Linked DNA regions of Mus musculus: region 2 is linked to region 1. A link is a loop called in an ENCODE intact Hi-C map of the cell type or tissue named here. Cell type or tissue: gastrocnemius. All regions are shown on one strand. Each heading gives the region's core, and the rest is flanking DNA. Links, peaks and the distances in the headings are about the cores only.

The links. A loop is a pair of places that touch in the nucleus more often than their neighbours do. Peaks named below come from ENCODE experiments on the same cell type or tissue, not always from the same donor. Only the 100,000 strongest peaks of a DNase experiment are listed, where the experiment ranks them.
Region 2: it touches region 1 in a loop (2.0-fold over the local background); 5 of 42 quality-filtered maps call a loop at or near these places.

Annotation. Positions count from the first base shown.
Region 1 is chr15:83,249,195-83,259,498 of GRCm38, reverse strand. It overlaps A4galt (alpha 1,4-galactosyltransferase), which reads left to right and starts at 7,770. Exons shown (of 3, transcript NM_001004150.4): 1 at 7,770-7,799. Gm32886 reads left to right here and starts at 1,180. Exons shown (of 2, transcript XM_006521645.2): 1 at 1,180-1,188; 2 at 1,354-1,682. The coding sequence starts at 1,180. The coding sequence ends at 1,554. Gm41367 (a long non-coding RNA gene) reads left to right here and starts at 1,735. Exons shown (of 2, transcript XR_875507.1): 1 at 1,735-2,155; 2 at 3,077-3,870. C130064B19Rik (a long non-coding RNA gene) reads left to right here. Exons shown (of 2, transcript XR_384279.3): 1 at 1-18; 2 at 421-840. In gastrocnemius, for the core only: a CTCF peak has its summit at 4,083 (motif pointing right); a DNase peak (open chromatin) is centred at 1,389; H3K4me3 peaks cover 1,665 bases; H3K27ac peaks cover 1,958 bases.
Region 2 is chr15:83,294,275-83,304,578 of GRCm38, reverse strand. Arfgap3 (ADP-ribosylation factor GTPase activating protein 3) reads left to right here. Exons shown (of 16, transcript NM_001357756.1): 15 at 1,355-1,476; 16 at 3,877-4,839. The coding sequence ends at 3,894. It overlaps Gm32788 (a long non-coding RNA gene), which reads left to right and starts at 7,793. Exons shown (of 4, transcript XR_384278.4): 1 at 7,793-9,953. In gastrocnemius, for the core only: CTCF peaks have their summits at 5,552 (motif pointing right) and 6,080 (motif pointing left); no DNase peak of the experiment used is centred there; H3K27ac peaks cover 2,719 bases.

The sequences.
Region 1 (10,304 bases), core at 704-8,703:
GACATATTTTTGACTCAGGTACCCTATATAACAGGGAACACAAAGATGACTTGCTAGGAACAGTTAGGAAAGCCACTAATGAAATTTCCACTGCTCTCTTCTCTAATGTACCACAACTACAGCCAACAGATTATCAGAGCAGTAGGGATATCAAGACCCTGGAAGGACAGACAGAATCTAACACTTCTCAGCTGTATTCGGGGCACACACTATTTTCTATTCCCATAAAGTTAACAAGCTTTAAAAAAAAATGTTCTTTATTTGATATGATTGGTAGGGTGTTAAATTTGATTATACTTGTTTGCCCACATAGAACTTGTTCCACTGGATAAAGGAGAGATTTGGGCTTTTTGTATATATCATATTGGCATACAAACTCCTTATGATTATTTGGGCCTTGTTTAACAAACTTCATTTCAGGAAGAACTATGACAAGAGGCTCCAGAGATTACTATCGCACCAGAAGGAACAAACCCAGCTAGGCATGATTCTGGCAGACGTTTCTGTAAAAACCAGGATTGGAGAAACTTCTTCAGGACATGTTTTGTCTCCAGGGTGATACCGCAAGCCAGAAACATCGTAAGTATTCCAATACAATGCTTTCTTCTACTCCACCAAATAAATTCCATTTTTGCCAGAAAAGATGGCGTGTGTACATTAGTCTCAGACCCAAGATGGATGCCTCTGGAGATTCATTAGACTCCTGGATGCCCTATATCCATCATTCGGCTTCCCATAATATTAGTATCCACAAAACTAAGACATTGGACGCTAATGATGACGCTCACTGGACTGTCAGGTGTTCTTTTCATTAATAAAAGAAGAACTATTCAGCCCACAGCCATGTCCCAGGTGCTCCTGCTTGGCTCTGATCAGGTTCTGGTCGGCTCATCCCCAAAATCCTGCGGCTTCGACCCTGCTATGCCTCTACAACATTTTTGTTTGAGACTGAGTGAGTTACCTTTTATTTCTGAATGTGTTTTTCAGCTCGGTGCATCCCAACCCTAGAGAAAACACATATTTCAGGAAATATGCCTAGGCCCTAGAAATCATGGCAAGCCCCTGTGATACACCCCAGTAGACAGGAGTCCACCTTGTTCCGACCATTTTCCTCAATAATTGCATGCTTTGTTGCCTGAGATTTCTCTCCGTACATTTATTTGTCTATCAGTGCTTGGAATGTTCGCGGTATGCTTTCTCCTTTTCCTGTTCTGGTCCAAATTTGCGATTTTCTGTGAAACTATAATGCTAAGAACTCTTACGTGTTGTCTGCATTGGTGCCGCGCAGACCGCGAGGACCAGGGGAAGAAACATAACGAGCATAGTAAAAGAAAAAAAGAAAAAGCCTTTTAGCTCTTCTCCTTTCCCCCACTGCGCCTGATTTGGCTTCCTGCCACGTCTTCTTCTCACAAGACTTTCAGAATCAAGCGATGCCTGGCCAAGAAACAAAAGCAAAATCGCCCTATTCCTCAGTGGACCCAGATGAAAACTGGTGACAAAATCGGGTACAACTCTAAGAGAAGACACTGGAGGAGAGTGGAGCTGGGTCTGTAAGGATTCACACTAGGGCAAGACTGAGGGTTTAGACGGAATGGTTTGTGTTCATTGTTCAGTGCTACCAGATGGATTTCAACTTTTTTTTTTTATGGTTTTATGAGACAGGGTTTCTCTATACAGCCCTGACTGTCCTGGAACTCACTCTGTAGACCAGGCTGGCCTCGAACTCAGAAACCCACCTGCCTCTGCCTCCCAAGTGCTGGGATTAAAGGCGTGCACCACCACCACCCAGCAGATTTCAACATTTTTAACCTGGAAACTTGCTCATGTCTGAAATTAGGATGTTTATCCAGTAATAAAATGTAGAACCTTTAAAGAAAATGCCTTTTAGACATGTAAAAATACCTTAGTTAGGAACCCCATTACAACCCAAGGCTGCACCTGATAACCAGAACCAAATGACATTACACACTCAGAATAACCTGACACAGTCCTAGAACCCCATGATGCCCACTGGGCAGTATGTAAGCTAAGCAGAGACCACGAGCAATGCTCTCTGCTCTGCACATCTGGAGACCACGCCTTCTTCTGCAGATGCAGAGTCTTCCCCAGGATCCTCACCTGCGAATCAGAGACAGAAACTGGGCCTGACCTTCAGGTAAGATATGTCACAGCTTTGGGGAATTAGGCTTAGGGTCATAGTAAGGAACTTAAAGGGCTATGAACTTTGTGGGATGACCTCAGCATAATTAAATATAATTTTTGTTATACCAACTACAGGGATGTAGCTTCTAGCAAGTGCTCTTCACCCCTGAGCCATCTCTCCAGCTCTGATTTGTTTTTATTTATTTATTTATTTATTTATTTATTTATTTATTATTTTTTGAGACAGGGTTTCTCTGTGTAGCCCTGGCTGTCCTGGAACTCACTCTGTAGACCAGGCTGGCCTCGAACTTAGAAATCCGCCTGCCTCTGCCTCCCGAGTGCTAGGATTAAAGGTGAGCGCCACCACGCCCGGCTTGATTTGTTTTTATGAGCCAGGCTTATGTAGCCCAGGCTAGCCTGGAATTCACTATGTAGCCTAGGATGACCTTTAACTTTTGATTCTCCTGCCTCCATTCCTCAAATGCTGAGTTTGAAGGTGGGCGCCACCACCACACTTGGTTTTATACAGGGCTGGGGTTTGAACCTAGGACTCATGCCTGCTCTCCATCGCTGAGGCCCGTGCTTCCCAATGGCTTGCTCTTCTCACCCTCTGCCTCACACTGAGGACTTCCTCCTTGGTGAGAACGCTGACTCTTGAAGATCAGAATCCTCTTAGCCCCCCAAGGCAGGGGATCTGACCTAACTTCCTGTTCCCTTTGCAGTGCTGGGGCTAGACCCAGGGGGGCCAAACCTTTGCCAGGGCTAAGCAAGCTCTACCAGGAAGCCCCTGCAGCTTCTGAAAACTTATTCACTTCCTTCTTGGCTTTGGAAAACCTCCCTCAGGCCCCAGGAGAGTATAGATGGAACTTTAGATGGTTTTTACAACCGAGGTTTTGGCCCCTCTACAGATGCGTTCTTCTCTGTCTCCTCTCAGGTCCTGGTGTCCCCCAGAAAGAGTCCTTTCCAGTTCTCTCGTTCACCCTGGAAACACTTGGGCAGCTGGGTGGTTTATTCCAGGTGCTTGCCCTCAGTCCCACTTGCTTCCAGGTTTGCTATGATGGTATCTCGTCCAGGCCTTCCCAAGGCTCCCAAAGCAGGTTTGTTCCCTGCAGGAGCACAGGTAAACTTTAACCATTCACTCTGCGGGAGTTAGGTTACAGACCCTGTGGCTGCCCATGCACCCCTTCCCCGGCTCCCCAACCATTCTCCTGTGGCAGAGAAAGTTGATAAATTGATAAGCCAGTCTACTCCGGCCTTCCAGTCTACTTCCCCACCCTCAACCCAGGCCTAAGGGCATCCGGAATTATAATTACTTTAGCTAGTGCGTTCCAGCCTGGTAACTCCAGGCATAACAAGCGGGGCAAAGATGAAGCCTTCCTAAAAGGACACTTTGGCATTCAGACTATTAAAACAGTGAAAATTCAGAAACAGAAACTAATTCTTCCCAGGAAACCTGTGCTGGATGAGGAGAAAGTTTTGAGCCAAGGGCAGCCAGAGGGAAACTTTTCTCCCAGAGAGTTACCACCTGTGGCCCACCTTACGAAAAGACCAGATGGTCAGTGACTGACAACTGCTGAGGTTAGCATAACTCTGGCTCTTTCTTAATGCTCAACTTCACTTCAGAACCCTGAAGATGGATTGTGAGGGAGGGGGATAATTGCATCTCTTCATTCCTGTTCCCAAAGTGGTCACACTGAATAAATCCCCTTTTCTGCTCTTCACTGGTAATTTGGCTGTTCTAAGATTTTTCTTGGTGCTGGAGTGATGACTCAGCAGTTAAAAAGCACACACCAGTCTTCCAGAGGACTTGAACTTGGTTTGTACCACACACTTCAGGTGCCTTGCAACCTCCTGTAACTCCAGCTCTAGAGGACCTAAAGTCCCTGGCCTTCTTGAACTCCTCACACACAGATAGGAAGGCATACTTTCATACTGCATGTGGCAGTGCATATAGGTGCAGGTGCCTGTGTTGGCCAGTAGAGGGCACACTATTCCCTTCGAGCTGAAGTTGTTAACGTGGGTGCTGGGAACAGAGACCAAACTCTGGGAGCAGCTTCTCTCTCTCTCTCTCTCCCTCTCTCTCTCTCTCTCTCTCGTTATTTATTTATTTATTTATTTATTTATTTATTTATTTTGGTTTTTCGAGACAGGGTTTCTCTGTATAGCCCTGGCTGTCCTGGAACTCACTTTGTAGACCAGGCTGGCCTCAAACTCAGAAATCTGCCTGCCTCTGCCTCCCAAGTGCTGGAATTAAAGGCGTGCACCACCATGCCCGGCAACTTATTTATTTTTAAAGTTTATGTGCATCGGTGTCTTGCCTGCATGCATGTCTGTATGGGCATGTTGGATCCTGGATTTACAGACAATCGTGAGTTGTCCTGTGAGCTGTGGAACTCAGGAAGAACAGCAACCAGTGCTCTTAACCTCTGAGCCATCTCCAGCTGGGCAAAGCCGGGCAGGACTCACTCTTAACTGCTTGCTTATCTCTCTAAACTGTTGGTTGCCCCTCCCCCACACACTGTATCAAATGGTGGCAAGTGTGTCCCTGTGTTTTCAGTTGTTAATTGCTGTGCTGGCAAGAGCCAAATGGTCGCAGAGCCCACCTTGCTGGCACGATATTTGGTATTGTCCTGTCTATGACTCATTACCAGTTTCTATATGTAAATGCTTATTACAGCTAGCCCAAAAGACTTTGGAGATTTTCAGATTTAAAAAAAAGAAACCAAGCTGCCTTGAAGGAAGTCACGTAACCCTCTTCCCTGCAAAAGGGCAACTCTAAGAGGTGGATCCAAACTGCCTGCTGCTGATTGGCTGATTGGCTCAGACTGGAATGTAGGTTTTTGTTTGTTTTGTTTTGTTTTGTTTTGTTGTTTGATTTTTTTCGAATAAAGAGCTGGAGGCTGATCTGGGACGGGTGAGGCAAAGCTAGAGAGGGGAATGAGGCCGTGGGCAGAGAGTGAGAGCCACTGGAAGGCACACGGGTTCAGGGAAGTTGGGTTAAGTTAGATTAGCTGAGAGTTAGCCCCAGCAAAAGGCCAGCAACCTAATACTATAGGAATGTCACTGTGTCTTTATTATTAAACCTCAAGCAGAGCCAGGCTTGGTGGCGCAGGTCTTTAATCCCAGCACTTGGGAGGCAGAGGCAGGCGGATTTTTGTCTTTGAGGCCAGCCTGGTCTACAAAGTGAGTTCCAGGAAAGCCAGGGCTACACAGAGAAACCTGTCTCGAAAAAACAAAAAACAAAAAACAAAAAACCCTCAAGCGGGATCCCCAAAAAGCTCCACAAGACTAGGGGTTTTCAGCCGTCCTAACACTGTGGCTCTTTATTATAATACAGTTCCTCACCTTGTGGCAATCCCCCAACCATAAAGTTATCTTGCTGTTACTTCATAACCATAATTTTGCCACTGTTATGAATTATAATGTAAATATCTGATATGCAAAATATATACGGTATGTAACCCCCAAAGAAGTCATGACCCACAGGTTGAGAACCACTACTCTAGACCTAATTTGGCTATTTTATTTGGCTTCTGGAGGACAGGTAGTCACCCCAAATCCTGTAAGAGTGTGTAAACTAAGTCGGGCCTCCTCCCCAGCCAACCCATAGCAATAAGAAGTTCCCCTTGGGGACTGAAGAGGTGTCCCAGTGGTTAAGTCACTTGCTGTTCTTACAGAGGACCTGGATTTAAATTCCAGCACCCACGTGGTGGCTCACAACCATCTATAACTCTAGTTCCAGGGAGTCTCGTGCCCTCTTCTGGCCTCTGTGTGACCTAGGAGTGCACATAGCACACAGACATGAATGGATGCAACAAACAAACAAACAAACAAACAAAAAACACTCACACACACGTAAACTAAAAATAAATTAAACAACAACAACAACAACAACAAAACCCTTGAGCTGGGCAGTAGAAATGCAACATTTTGAATCCCTGCACTCTGAAGGCAGAGGCAGGCAGATCTCTGAGTTTGAGGCTAGCCTGGTCTACAGAGTGAGCTCCAGACATCCAGGGCTATACAGAGAAACCCTGTCTCAAAACAAAAACAAAAACAGAAAAAGAAAAGAAAAACTTTCTTTGCTTCTGGATTCGAAGGCTCTCTCCCTTCAAGATCCTATAGTGGCAGCCTGCGGTCATGACACTGAAACGCTGCTAATATAGTTTATCTGAAGAACAGTGTATCTCGGCACCTGTGTGCATCCATCACACTAAGAATTAAGTTTTGTTTTTTTTTTTTTTTACTTATGAGTACATCTGTGTAGCTGTGTGGGTGCAGGTACCCTCAGAATCTGGAAGAAGACGTGAGATTCTCTGGAGCTGGAGTTACAGGCAATTGTAAACCTTCTGGTGTGGGCTTTAGGAATCCAACTCGGCTCCCCGTGAAGAGCAGCAATTGCTCTTAACTGCGGAAGGGTCTTCAACACAATACCATTCATTATCCAATACTCTGTAGCCTTGGCTTGGCCTAAAAAGCTCTATATAAATCAGGCTGGCCTCGAACTCTCAGAAACCTGCCTGCCTCCCAAATGCAGGGATTGAAAAGAAATGCACCACCACGGCTGGCAGGGCTCCTTGTTTGAGTTTTAAGATGAGCAAAGTCTGTTATCCCAGCATTTGGGAGGCGAAAGCCAGAGGGGTTGTCACAAGTTTGAGGCCACTGTGGTTTACAAGAAAGCCGTGGGCTAGAATGAGAAGCAGTCTGGCAAAGCCAAACCAAAAAAATCAAACCTGGGAGTGATGAGCACTAATGGGAATGGCCCGCGAAGAGGCAAGAGGGGCAGGAGCAGCAACGGCTAGCAGCTGGAGGCTGGGGATCTCCTGGAAAACGAGAAAGGGTGGGCATAGCCAAGAGCTAGGTAGTTGTCAGCAGTGGGGTGAAGGGGTGAGAATTTTCCACAGATTCGCTTTTACAAAGCCTGTTTACCCAGGCTGTTCTCAGGGTTGGGATAGGGTGTTTCCATTTTCTCAGCGGCCTGGACACAGGTTTGTATGGTGAGAGAGATGAAGCAGGGCAGGCAGCGAGGGCACGTTGGCATCTAGCCCGAGAGGAGAGCTGGCGGGGGAAATCGCCACTAGGGAACACCATGCCGTGGGCCCGGCCCTTCCTTGGGTCACAGCAGGCCAGAGCAGGGAGTGAGGAGTACTTGGAACAGACGCTGCTGGGCAGTGGCGTCAGGATGACTCAAGTCTCAGATGTCGCCCCTTCTCAACTGCACAACATTTATGTAATTAACCAAACCGCTTCGAGCCTGGCTTTTTATTTTTTTTTCCATCTGTTAAATGGAAAAAAATAGAGCCATGGGTAGGGGATTCATCCCTGTCTTGGAGGAGTGACTTGGGAGGCTGAGGCAGGAGGATTGCTAGCTCTGGGGCAGAAGGGCTGGAGAGAGAAACGGAAGGTTTAGAATAGGATTGTGACTAGTGAGGTGTGGGTGGCCGGGAGGCGGCTCACACCTGTTGGCTACTGGCTATTGATGACTCAGGTCGTGCCCACCCCCATTTCTAGACAGGACTAGCTGCAGGCGGAGAGGGACCCGTGGGGCAGAAACGCCAGACCCCGCCCAGGGCTGGAGGGGCGGCGCTCCTGTCCGCTGGGCTCAAGCCACCGCCCTCCAGGGCCGCAGTAGCCGCCCGCCGACGCGGGAGCCGGAGGTACCTGGATCTCAGGGACAGGGCAGCGGGCAGGGGGATCTCGTTGGGATCCGGGGCGCCCCTGTTCTAGGCTGGAAAGGGAGGTGAGCTGCAAGACATCAGGGACCCGGGTCCCCGCCTGGCCACCTGTTCTACAGGCGACAATGGTGCGGGCACCAGTTCCGCGCCGTGGTCCCTCAGCTGCCGCCCGCACCGGTCTGCGCCCCGAAGTTGAGCGCGGCGCGGCGCGAGCTAGTCTGGGGCCGGCTAGGATCCCGCAATTCCTTCCCGCAGCCCAGGAGGCCCTCGGAGGGCGAGGTTCACGGGGGAGGGGGACGACTGGGAATCCGAAGTCCAGATCCCAAAGCGCTGCTCGGCGACGTTGGGCGTGCTCTGGGAGGTCGCGGCGGGGCGCATCCCGGAGAGGAATGGAATGCCGCGCGCTGCAGGGAGGGCTTCGGGTTGGGAGTTGGCTCTGGGCTTTCTGGATGCTCCGGCTTCGGACCTGCACCGGGAAGGGTCTTCAGGTGCAGGGGGTAGCCTGGGAAAAGCGGGGGAGCAAGGGAAGCCAGCATGGAGTCGCGAGACCCAGGGCTCGGTCCCGGATCAGCACGCTCGCGCTTCTCCCCTTCTTCCGATGAGAACAGTTGAGGTATGGGACTGGAAGCCGAATAGGGTTGGAAGAGGCTGCGCCTGGGAGATTTACCCTATCCACTCCTTTTCACTGTTAGGGCGAGCCCCCTTGCCTCAATGTCTTCGTATGTCATCTGGGGCTAGAAGTTCTTTTCATCTCCTTGGCAGAGTCCACTGAGTCTCTAGCCCGCTGGAGATTAAAAGTATCCTTTCCATCTCTACTCTGTCACATCCATAGCAATCCAGCTGCTGCAACCCCAGCCGGTTCCGAAGTGACACCCTCCGGCTCCCCGTCACCCCACTCCACCCCCTCTTTGACCTTTCTCCTCCCTAAGAATGGGGACTCCAATAAAGCAGAGCTGCCCTCCACTCGCACTCCCCTAGTCTCTGGCATTCAGCAGCAGAAATCTTTCCCATAAAGGAAAGTCCTCAAACGAAAGACCAAAAAATTCACAGGAACTCAGCCTCCCGGTTTTATTTGTTTGTTTGTTTTGTTTTGAAAACGCTTCTTCAATGCCTCAAGGGCTGGTCCCTGCCTGGACAGCTCAAGGGTCGCTGCGACCTATTAAACAATTCTGTAGAGTTTGCTTTGTTTCTTTGAAACAATTAAGGCTCTGCAGCTGTCTATATTGACAAGGATTAGTCCCAGAGAAAGGTTGTTCACTCATGGGAGAAGTGATGAATATCCCAGGGTGTGGGCAGGGTTGCTTGAATCTCTAGAGGCGACTGTGACCCACCATATCACCCCAAAACAGCCTGGTCTTAGAGGTGGAGGTGGAAGGCGAGGAGCAGTCCAGACCTTCAATGACCTCAAGTAACAGCTTTACTACTGAGCCGCCTCAACTGCCCTGGTTTTTGTTGTATAATGAAAGCATTTGGTTCTTTTAGATACTGTTACCCTTTGTTTTGAGACAGGGTCTCACTGTGTAGCTCTCACTGCCCTGGAATACTGTATACACCAGGCTGGTCTCCAACTCAGAGATCTGCCTGCCTCTGCCTCCAGGGTGCTGGAATTTTTTTTTTTTTTTTTTTTTGGTTTTTCGAGACAGGGTTTCTCTGTATAGCCCTGGCTGTCCTGGAACTCACTCTGGAGACCAGGCTGGCCTCGAACTCAGAAATCCGCCTGCCTCTGCCTCCCAAGTGCTGGGATTAGAGGCATGTGCCACCACGCCCAGCTCTCCTGGTGCTGGAATTAAAAGGCCCGTGTCACCACGCCCACCTAGATACTGTTACATCATTATAAATGCATACAGTTTTTATGAATGGTTAGATTTTCCTGAGAAAAGAATTAGACTGTTCAGTGTGTGAGCCGGTTTCACCAGCTGGCTCTGCCGAAACCCCTAGCCTGGGCAGACTTCCTCAGACCGTGTGTTAGTATCTCCATTTTCTCTAGAATCGAAACCGCTGAGTCAAACAGTGAGCAGCTAAGAGTTTGTGTGCTGTTCATCAGGTGTGAAGGCTTTGCCCCTTGGCTGCTCCTTGGCAAAGTTTGTCTCCTTTATTGTAGATTTCAGATATATGTTTGAGAAGCTGGGGTGTTTTGGGGTTTTTTGTTGTTGTTGTTTGGTTTTGAATTTATTTATTTTACTATGAATGAGCATTTTTGCCAGTCGGTATGTGCACCCCACCCATGCCTGGTGTCCATGGAGGTCAAAAAGGGTGTTTGAACTGGAATTGAAGTTGAGAATTACATGTGGTCACTGGGATTTGCCAAGTATTCTTTTTTTGTTTGTTTGTTTGTTTGTTTTTAAGATTTATTATTTATTATATGTAAGTACACTGTAGCTGTCTTCAGACACTCCAGAAGAGGGAGTCAGATCTCGTTAAGGATGGTTGTGAGCCACCATGTGGTTGCTGGGATTTGAACTCTGGACCTTCAGAAGAGCAGTCGGG
Region 2 (10,304 bases), core at 837-8,836, 45 kb before region 1:
TAATTGAACCCAGAGCTCACAGATCGGACTAGTCTAACTGGCAGGTTGCTCTGGGAGATCTGCAGTCTCCTCCCTTCAATCTGGAATTACAGGTGGGCTGCCACGCCCATCATGGGCTATGATCCGAACCCCTCCTCACACTTGATGAGTTCTTTATCCAGAGAGCCATCTCCCCAACTGCCCTCCCCCTGCCCAGTGTCTCTTTCAAGGACAGATTGTTCCAGTGTACCGTAAGCTATGGCCCCACATCCTGAACCACCCTCTTGCTGAGCTGCCTCCGTGCAAAGTTGGCTCAGGGGCCAGGCGTGCAGCCTGTGTGAGCATGTGGGCATGCGGGCCTGCAGCTCCAGGCTCAGCGTGTTCTTAGACCTTTGCCTGCAAGCTCCTTACCCACGCTCTCAGGTGGCAGCACCCTGAGGGCCAGATTCTAGCTCACTCACTGACCTATGATTTTAGCACATCAGAGGCTGCGGTGCCTGTCTCAGACAAGTACCTGCCAGTGTTTTGAACCCTGTGACATTCGCCATTTGTAAAGCCATAGGCTTTTCTCTTGATTGGCCTCACTTCTGAGAATTTGGCTCATAATGTTAAAGAAGATCCATGTCTCCCCTGGAAGGGGAGGGGCAGCCCTGAGTGCTGGATTGTTGCCCAGGCTCCTTGTCTGCAAGCCCCTCCCATGGTTCCAGGCCTTTCTGATTGTTTGCTCTCTGTCATTTCCTCATCTTGGCTGCCCCCATGCCCCCCTCTTCTCTGGAAGTTCAACCCATGTGCTAGAGCCCTGTCCTTGGTCCGATGTCCTGTCCTTGTGCCCAGTCATCAGCTTTCAGCCTGGCTCCTTTGACCTCCCTAGTTCTCCCCTCTGGCTGCCCTGAGCCTGTGTGCACACCTCAGGCCTTTACGTGCTTGTGCCTCACTCAACGTCAGGAGTAAGGCACCTGGTGACCTGACTACAACAGTTCTTTCATGGGGAGCACCCATCTTCTCTTTCTGTGCCCTTGGCACTTGACAGAGCCCTTGCATGTGTCTGTTGAATGAATGAGTGAATGTACAGAGAATGAATGGAGCCTGCCTGCTGCCCTTCCCAATACCTCCAGTAACCCATGGCCAGTGTTGGACATGGTGATATGCCTGATTCCAGTTTGAGCCTTTAGAGTCACTGGACAGAGTCCCTTGTTCCCCTTGCTGTGGTGGCTGAAGGAACTGTGTGTTGTGACCAATACTTGCCACTGCCCTACTGCAAGGTCCCTCTCTCTGGACACAACTGATGCCTGGAAGGAGGCAAGAGAGTAGGGTGGGTTCACTGGGCTGCACATGTCCTTAGAAGAGGGGCAAGCTGACATCTTTCTGTGTGCAGGAAACTACAACCTTTCCAATGTGCTGCCCAATGCCCCAGACATGGCGCAGTTCAAGCAAGGTGTGCGCTCCGTTGCTGGAAAACTTTCCGTCTTCGCCAATGGGGTCATGACGTCCATTCAGGTGAGTGAGGCAATGCTGGAGCTCCTGGGGTCCTGGAGCTGCCGCTGGGAGCTCGGGAGCTGTGCTGCAGAGCGGACCAGGCATCATGAAAGCCTGGCACGGTGAAGTACACTGTAATATTGTCTATAATCACAGCCACTGGGGGCTGAGGCAGGAAGATCATGAGTTCAAGGCTTGTCTGGGCTGAGACCCTGCCTCAGGACAGTGCTTTCTTGTTTGTTTGTTTGTTTGTTTGTTTGTTTGTTTGTTTTGAGACAGGGTTTCTCTGTGTAGCCCTGGCTGTCCTGGAACTCACTCTGTAGACCAGGCTGGCCTCAAACTCAGAAATACACCTGCCTCTGCCTCCCAAGTGCTGGGATTAAAGGCGTGCACCACCAACACCTGACAGTGTTTTTCTAAGTTCCTACTGGAGTTCGTATATTTCTGGAGAATTCTGTTTTAAAAAATTTAGATTCATTTATTTTGTTTTATTGATATGAGTGTTTTTGCCTGCATGTGTGTACATATGTATGCATGCCTGGCCTCACAGAAGGGATTAAGTCCCCAGAACTGTAGTTATAGGTGGTGGTGAGCTGCCATGTGGGTGCTGGGAATTGAAGCCAGGTCTCCTGCAAGAGCAATAAGTGCTCAAAACTACAAAGCCATCTCTCGGCTCCACAGAAGATGCGGACACCACCCACTACCTCCCTGTTCTGGGAGAACCCTTGTAGCATTCTGCTGTCTTGTTTTACCCCCCAACCCCCAGTCAGGGTCTCTCTGTGTAATCTTGGCTGACCTGTAGCTTACTATGTAGAGATTCCATGGCTCTGCCTCCTGAGTGCTGTGATTAAAGGCATGCAGCACCGTGCCCAGCATTTTCTTTGAAGCAGGGTCTCACTATGCATCCTAGCTGGTTTGGAACTGGCTTTGTGACAGGTTAACCCATCACTCACAGAGCTCTTTGCCCTCCTGGGTACTGGGATTCCAGGTGTGTGCACCGCCATTCCTGGCTGCATAGATTTTTTTTTAAATGAATAGGGAGTTCTATTCTGTGACTGCCTGTTCTTTTTGTCAGTGACATGTTCTAGGCGACTCTGGAATTCTCCAGAAGCCATTTTCTGTGGAGTGGAAATGTGCCCATGGAAGCTGCTTGTTCCCCCCAGTGGAACTGCACTGCACTCTGATCTCCAAGCTTTATTTATTAGTGTGTACTCCTCGTACATGGTCCTGGTCACCGAAGGACATTTCATGATGTATAGAACTGACTTGATGCATAGCTCTTCCACACCTCTGCCCTTCACCCCCACCCCTTACTGCCTTAGACAGTTTCTCTTCTGCTTTACACTGTATACACAGACATCTGTTTTTGGTTTGGTTTGGTTTGGTTTGGTTTTTTAAGACAGGGTTTCTCTGTGTAGCCCTGGCTGTCCTGGAACTCACTCTGGAGAACAGGCTGGCCTCGAACTCAGAAATCTGCCTGCCTCTGCCTCCCAAGTACTGGGATTTGGGATTAAAGGCATGTGCCATCAACTGCTCAGCCACATCTTTTTATGTATCTGTAGAAATACTTGTCTTTCTGTGTTAGACTTAATTCAGTTCATATACAAGAAGGGGAAGCCTGTTTATGACAAGGAGGCTGTCTCAGATTGTATGAACAGCTTGCTTCGGGAATCTTCTTGGTTGTGTAAAGTCATTTTAGACGCATTCTATTAGGATGAAATGTGACCCTGAGGTGTTGACTGAATTGACATTGCAACTTATGGGTCCATGGAGGCTTCTAGTCTGCAGACCAACCCTGCTGTGGCCTTGTTGGGAATGCGAGGGAGAAGAAAACCTAAAACTGCAGAGGCTGGGAGCTCTCCTCCCTCCCTTCTTCCTCCCTCTTCTCTCCTCCCTCCTCCCTCCCTTAAGGGCCTGTTGGCTGGAAGGTAGTATTCCTGTTTTGTGGGTGTGGCCTTCCTGTATTTAAGAATCATCCTGCTTGTGTCTCCATTTATAAATGAAGAAGCAGAGGCAGCCATTGAACCTCTGCTAAATGAGCAGGGACTTCAGACAGATCCCTCAGGATCCCATCACACGTGCTCCCTGGACAGCTCAGGACATGGCCCCAGGCTCCGGCCTGGGCCCCTGCTTTGCAATCCTTAGTCCAGCCTGGGAGCCCTAGGCCTTGGGCACCCCTCACAAGTTGTAATCCTGGCAGCTCTCACAAGGTGTGATCCCGGGCAGGTCTCCAGGCCCCACTTGCCCTCCTAGCCATGGAGAGGCTGAGGCAGTGCTGGCACCACACAGCTGCTCTTTATGCAGAGTCTGTGGCCAGTGCCAAGAGCCAGGTGTCCCTCATCAACAGCAATCGCACGCTGTGTGCATGGCAGGACACAGATGCAGTGTATCGGTAGTAAATGTTGGTCTGGTTCTCTCTAGGATCGCTACGGTTCTTAATCCTGGTGCCAGGCTGTCCAACCTGGTAAAACTCCACTTCAGATGGACCTGAGACCACATCTGGCTGCGCCAATGCCCCAGCTGCTTTGTGGGCAGGCTCTACTAGTTGGCGAGGCACCTGCACATTTCTGAGTGTCCATGTTTCCTTTGAGACATCCCCATTTCTATGTAGGTGGGATTTTGCTTTCATTTCTGATTTAAATTAGCTCCTTGTGTCCTTGCTTTATCTTTGGGGCATCTTTAGTTCCAAGAACTGGAAGCCAGAGCTGCAGGCTCCTCCCACCTCTCTCCAGGCTGGTGTTGACTGGGCCCGGAAATCAATCCCCAGCACTTACTTCTCACTGCAAAGGAGCAAAACAACAAAAACAGCAAGACCAGAAGTGCCCAGCCCCTTGCTGACAGATTGCTTCGTGTGTGTCCCCACACAACACACACTTAAAGCCATCTGTCACTCTGTAAGTTATTTTGTACATTCTCTACTCTTAAAAGTGTCCCCCAGTCAGTTCCTTTAACAGACCTGAGCTTCTATGATGCCAAGGGCGTTCACTGCGACCTGGGAGTAAACAGGGTGTCGCTGCCCTGTGAGAGGAAGATGGGGCCACCCCAGGGCTCCCAATGCACTCGGAAGTCAGCAGTACCAGGAGCTCAGGCTGAGAAGGACAGCAGTGCGGCTTCAGGACGAAGCTCAGCCAGGGAGAGGGCGATTATAATTGGGTAGTTTTGTTAATATTTTTTTATCTTGTCCTTGATATTCCAAAAGTTACAGGATAGATGTAAATCAATAAAGTCATTTGGCTGTGTTTTAGACAGCTCCAGAATATATTGTTCAGCGCAGTAAAATATATTTGGAATTTGATGAACCAAAAATGTGATTTCAGATGACTATTTTGTGACTTTCTTAAAAGGTCTGATTTGTAGACTTCTAAATATAACACACAGCACAGCAGACGGTTGCCTGTGTTGTCATTCCTCAAGAGCCTTTGTATCACTGTACAGCGGGCACTGGGTGACTGCCGCTCCCACTCGCTGGTCACACCCATGGTACCTACAGGTGGGACTGACAGATGCCATCATCACAACACAGAGACTGGTGCCTCTGGGAGGGGAGGAGGCTCCTGTGACACTGGCAGCCAGCCTTCCCCAGCACACCGGAGCCGGCATGGCGGCACACACTGTAGCATCAATACTAACTTAGTAGCAGAGAGATCTGTCCAAACCCCATCCAGAGTGAGCCCTGTGTGCATCCCCATGTGCCCTGTGAGCACTATCTGGCAGATCCCACGCACCTGGACCTCTGCCCCAGTGTGCTGATCTCTCCCCAAGCCTGGCGCCTCCTTACTGGGCAGAAGCTTCAGGGTGTCTTAGCATGTCCAGATGTGTGTGCAGTGAGGACACAGGGCTGTGCAGCAGTCCACTCAGCTGATGGCCAGCACTGCCTGTCTGGAGTCCCTGTCTGTGATAGCTGAGGGGGTGGGAAGTGCAGTGAGAGGCTGTGGCTCAGCAGTGAAAACCCTTAGGTTCCATCACCATACCAACATTTATAAAGCTGGTTGGATTTAGAGTTCTTTTGTTTGTTTTGTTTCTCCATTATTTATTTACTTATTTTATTTACTTTATGTATGAGTGTTCTATCTGCCTGTACACCTGCATGCCAGAAGAGGGCATCAGATCCCATTACAGGTGGTTTTGAGCCACCTTGTGGTTGCTGGAAATTGAACTCAGGACTTCTGGAAGAGCAGCCAGTGCTCTTAGCTTCTGAGCTGTCTCTCCAGCCCTTTAAAGCTAGTTGTGGCCCACAACCATCCGTAATAAGATCTGACGCCCTCTTTTGGTGTGCCTGAAGACAGCTACAGTATACTTACTTATAATAAATAAATAAATCTTTAAAAAGAAAAGAAAAGAAAAAGGGCACTGACTGCTCTTCCAGAGGTCCTGAGTTCAGTTCCCAGCAGCCACATAGTGGCTCACAACCATCTGTAATGGGATCTGGTGCCCGTTTCTGGTGTGTCTGAAGATTGTTAAGGTGTGCTCCTATACAATAAATAAGTAATTCTTAAAAAAAAAAAATCTGAAGACAACTGAAGAGATGGCTCAGGGGTTAAGAAGACGGGTTCAATTCTGATCACCTACCTGGTAGCTACAGTTCCAAGAAAGCCAGCACCCTCTTCTGGCTTCCGTGGGCACTACATGCCCATGGTATCCACACATACATGCAGGCAAAACACAAACAGTAAATAAATAAATAAGAAAGAACGTGGCCCCGCAGCAGAGCGCTTGCCTATCATTCAAGGTCTAGAATAGACAGAGGAACCCCATGGCAGAAGCTGCTGGGAACCCGTCGAAGGCTGGGTCTGGGGCTGTGGGAGGTGTTTCTGAGAGCAGCCACTGTTGGGTGTGAAGCCCAGAGAGCCAGGTTACCTCTCCTGGAGCCTTTGTGCAGAGAGGGCTGGCAGAGAAGCCCTGGAGAGTGGCTTTGGCAAGCAGCATTTTCTCCAGAACTCTTGGTTAAGATGCAGTGTTTTAAAGTAACCCTGGGAGGGCTAGAGAGACGGCTCTGCTGTTAAGCGCTCTTGCTGCTCTTGGAGAGGGCCTGAGTTCTGTTCTCAGCACCCACATTAGTTGGCTGACAACTCCAACTGCAAAGCATTGCATGCCCCTTCTGCCTGCAACGTGTGCATTTCACACACACACCTCATTCATGCCTCGCACCTTTGAGGCCAGCCTGGTCTACATCAGTTCCGGGACAGCCACGACCACACAGAGAGGCCCCGTCCCAAAACAACACAGAGAAGTGAGTGCCAGCCAGTAAGGGGTCTGTCTCCCTGTGCACTTCAATTCCACTGAGATCCAAAGGAGTGCAAAAGGAGGGAGATGTCACCTAGGGTACAACTCTAGGGGACTGTGCCTCCAGTTCCAGGGACTCTGAGGCCCCCCCAGCTGGGGTGATGAAACTTAACAGGCACTGGGCAAGGCCCACTCACCCCCTGGAAGCTGGCAGAGCACCTTACACATGCACTTTTCTATATTTGCAGCCAAGCTGAAGTCAACCTCCTTACCATCTCTGTCAAAACCTACCTGCAACCCCAGGCTACCAGGACACTGTGCCTACGGTCTCTCTAGCCCCTGCCATCTCTCCCCATCAACCCTCGCTGTGGTCAGAACTTCCAGGCCCCCGCTCTGAGGCCCCTTGACCCTTCTGATCCCTAGCCAGTTTGACACAGGCCTCCTGGGATGGAGCGCAGCCTCCCAGCTTGTCTCTGACTTAAAACCTAAGTGCCTGGGGACAAGGTGGTCCGTCTGTCCTGTTAGCACACTGAAGATCCTGAGTCACTGCTCTGTTGGGAGGAGCCACAGGGATGACGGCAGACACTGAGGCTATGCTGGGCTGCTGGTACGGCTGTCATCATTCTGTCATCCTTTCCTCGGGACACGGGTTCACCTTTGCCAACAGGCTTTCCCTTCCCCACCCTACTCCTGACTTTCGTCTCAGGGGAGCAGAGATGACAGCCTTCAGTGGGGACAGGCTGGATCCTGAGGCCTGTGGGTGCACTATAGAGACTGTGCTTTTCTGGCCCAGTTTGCCCCTTTTGTATGTGGTTCAGGTACATAGCCCAGGCCTGTGTTTCACCTGCTGTAGAAACTCAGTGGTTACAGCTGTTAGCATTTTGTCTAGGCTCCGCCCCCCAGTTACCTGGCAACAGCCAGAAAGTGCCTGACTCAGTATAAAAGGGGCTCCTTGCCCCTCCTCTCTTTCTCTCTTGCCTTCTTGCTCTGTCCTCTTCCCTCCTGCTCCCCCTCTCCCCGTTCCCTTCCCCCCTCTCCATGTGCTCATGGCCGGCCTCTCTCTCTCTCTCTCTCTCTCTCTCTCTCTCTCTCCGCCCCCCCCCCTTTCTCTGTCTTTATTACCCTCTCAGCTCTGCTTCCCATGCCCTGAATAAACTCTATTCTAAACTATATAGTCCGTGTGACTGGTCCCTCAGGGAGAAGGGATGCCTCAGCATGGGCTCTCAGAGACACCCCTTTCCCCTGCACATCCACCAAGTATATTCTCTCTCCCTATATTTTTATAAAACAACAGTAACTAACATCTGTTGCCAGCCAAGCACATACTATCCAGCAGACACACAAATGGCTCTTCTCTGATCCCCTGTGCTTGGTTGACATCTCTGCTACTCCTACTAAGACAGCTAAGGTGACATAGGGGCACTGTCTAGAAAGGATGGGACTGGTCTTGTTAAACCAGGGCCTGGTGCTGAATCTGGGCTCTGGAACCCTTCCCACCCCTGTACCAATATGGCTTCCTTCCCCAAGGTGAGTCATATCCCACTCCCCAGCCCCTGAACACAAACCTCAACTGAGGAACTCCTGTACCTGACGGGACTCCAGCAGCCCTTGTCTGTATCCCCTGGGAGTTGACGGGCATTTCCTGTACCTCAGCAGGCTTCGATGTACTTGGAAAGTCCCTACTAGTGTGGCCACCCATGACTGGTGACCATCATTACTCAGCATTCACACCAAGCTGGGTTGTTCCTGTCAGAGACTCTATGAATGGGCCCTCAGCTTGCCAGAGCCAGTGTTGCCTCCTCCCTGGCCTCTTCCCCACATACTACTATGGTTCTCCCAGTGACCGTGGTGAATATCCAGGGAAGAAGAGCCAGTCTGTAAAGACTGGAAGATAGAGAGCTGAGGCTGAACCCTGATAATGGTGGAGTGGTTTGCTGGAAAGTGTAAATGAGGGATGAAGAGGTCAAGGGCCTGCTAGGCTGAGTGGTTGGCATGGGGCAGGTGGAGGAGCTAGGGCAAGAAATGGAGGGTTCTGGTTACAGATGTGTCTGTCTCTGTCAGGGGTTCAGAGGGCAGCATTACAGAGGCCCATGCGAGCTATCAGGGTAGAGCTGGCTTTCAAGGACAAGAGACTGGGACCACCCAGGGCTAGGACCCACCAATACAAAGCAAGAGGTCAGATGAGGAAGAAGCAGCTACAGAAAGAGAAGGACCAGCCACAGAAGGGGTAGACAGTCTATCAATGAGGCACCCCAGAGCCGGATGAGAAAAGCTTCAAATGCAGGACAGTGAGCGACTATTGGTGGACCCCACCCCCACCCCGGGGAGATCCCACAGAGGTGGAGACCTTCCAGCTCATGGGACTCGGGAGTTGGCTCCATTGGTAAAGTGTTTGACTAGCTTGTACAAGGCCCTGGGTTTGACTCCCAGCACAGCATAAACTGGGCATTGATGGTCCACACCTGAAATACCATGGTGCTAGCACTCAGGAGGTGGAAGCAGGAAGCTCAGATGCTTGGGGTTATCCTGAACTACATGGTCAGTTTGAAGGCATGGGCTACATGAGGCTTGTCTCAAAATGTAGAAAGGGGGAAAAAAGTAACTTTGTGTTCAGTTGCTGTAACAACAGGAAGCAGCATCAAGATACCATGTGGTAAACATCTCCTACCACAATGGCCTCAGGAACCAGGCCCCTGTTCCCCATCTCAGCCAAGATCATGGTGTGGCTTGCATCCACTTGCCCTCAACATGGCTTCCCTAATTCCAGCCATGGAGTTGGCAACTCCTGGCAGGGAGAAGGGAGACAAGTGAATTCGCAATCCTGGCTTCTTCCCCTTTGCCTCTTACTGGCCACAAATTGCTACTTCGAGCTGCTAAAGAGGAAGGAAAGGCTGCCTGCATTAACCCTCCGCAGACATAAAATTCTACTGGGAAAGAATGGGCAACTGAGAGACATGGTGGGCAGAGCTCAGCTCCCAGCACAGAGGAGACAAGTACACAGGTTTTCTCTCTCTCTCTCTCTCTCTCTCTCTCTCTCTCTCTCTCTCTCTCACACACACACACACACACACACACACCGCACTGCCTGCAGCAGATCTGAGAGGAGACAGTACAGAGAGGAGACAGTACAGGTAGCTGTGTCTAATGGTTGAGGAAACTGAGACACCCAGCTACTAGGACGCTTCTTCATGATCATCCACGTGCCCCAGACTGTTTTGACAGACCCAGAAATCTCGGAGACCTCCCTGGCTTACCTCCCCCATCTCCTAGACTTGGTGAGTTGCATTGGTTCCTGGCCATGAGCCATTGTCCCATGGCCTCAAAGGCCCAGCTTCTTGGGCTCTGTTCTGCAAGAAACTCTAATGGCCCTTTCCTTTTGGCTTGAAACAGGCAGTTTATGTGCCCTACCCCACCACACAGACCTTGGAGAAGAAAGGGCTTGGCCAGGCCCCAAGTGAGCCAGGTCTGCAGGCTTTTCAGAAGAAACACATCTGTTTCCTGGGCTTCTCCTGGCCCAACCTGGGTAGTTGGTCTGGAGCCTACACAGTAAGAGGTACAAAAGTCCAGATTCCTTGGCTCTGGAGTAGAAGAGTCAGAAATTAGCAGGTACCAGAGGATAACGAGGG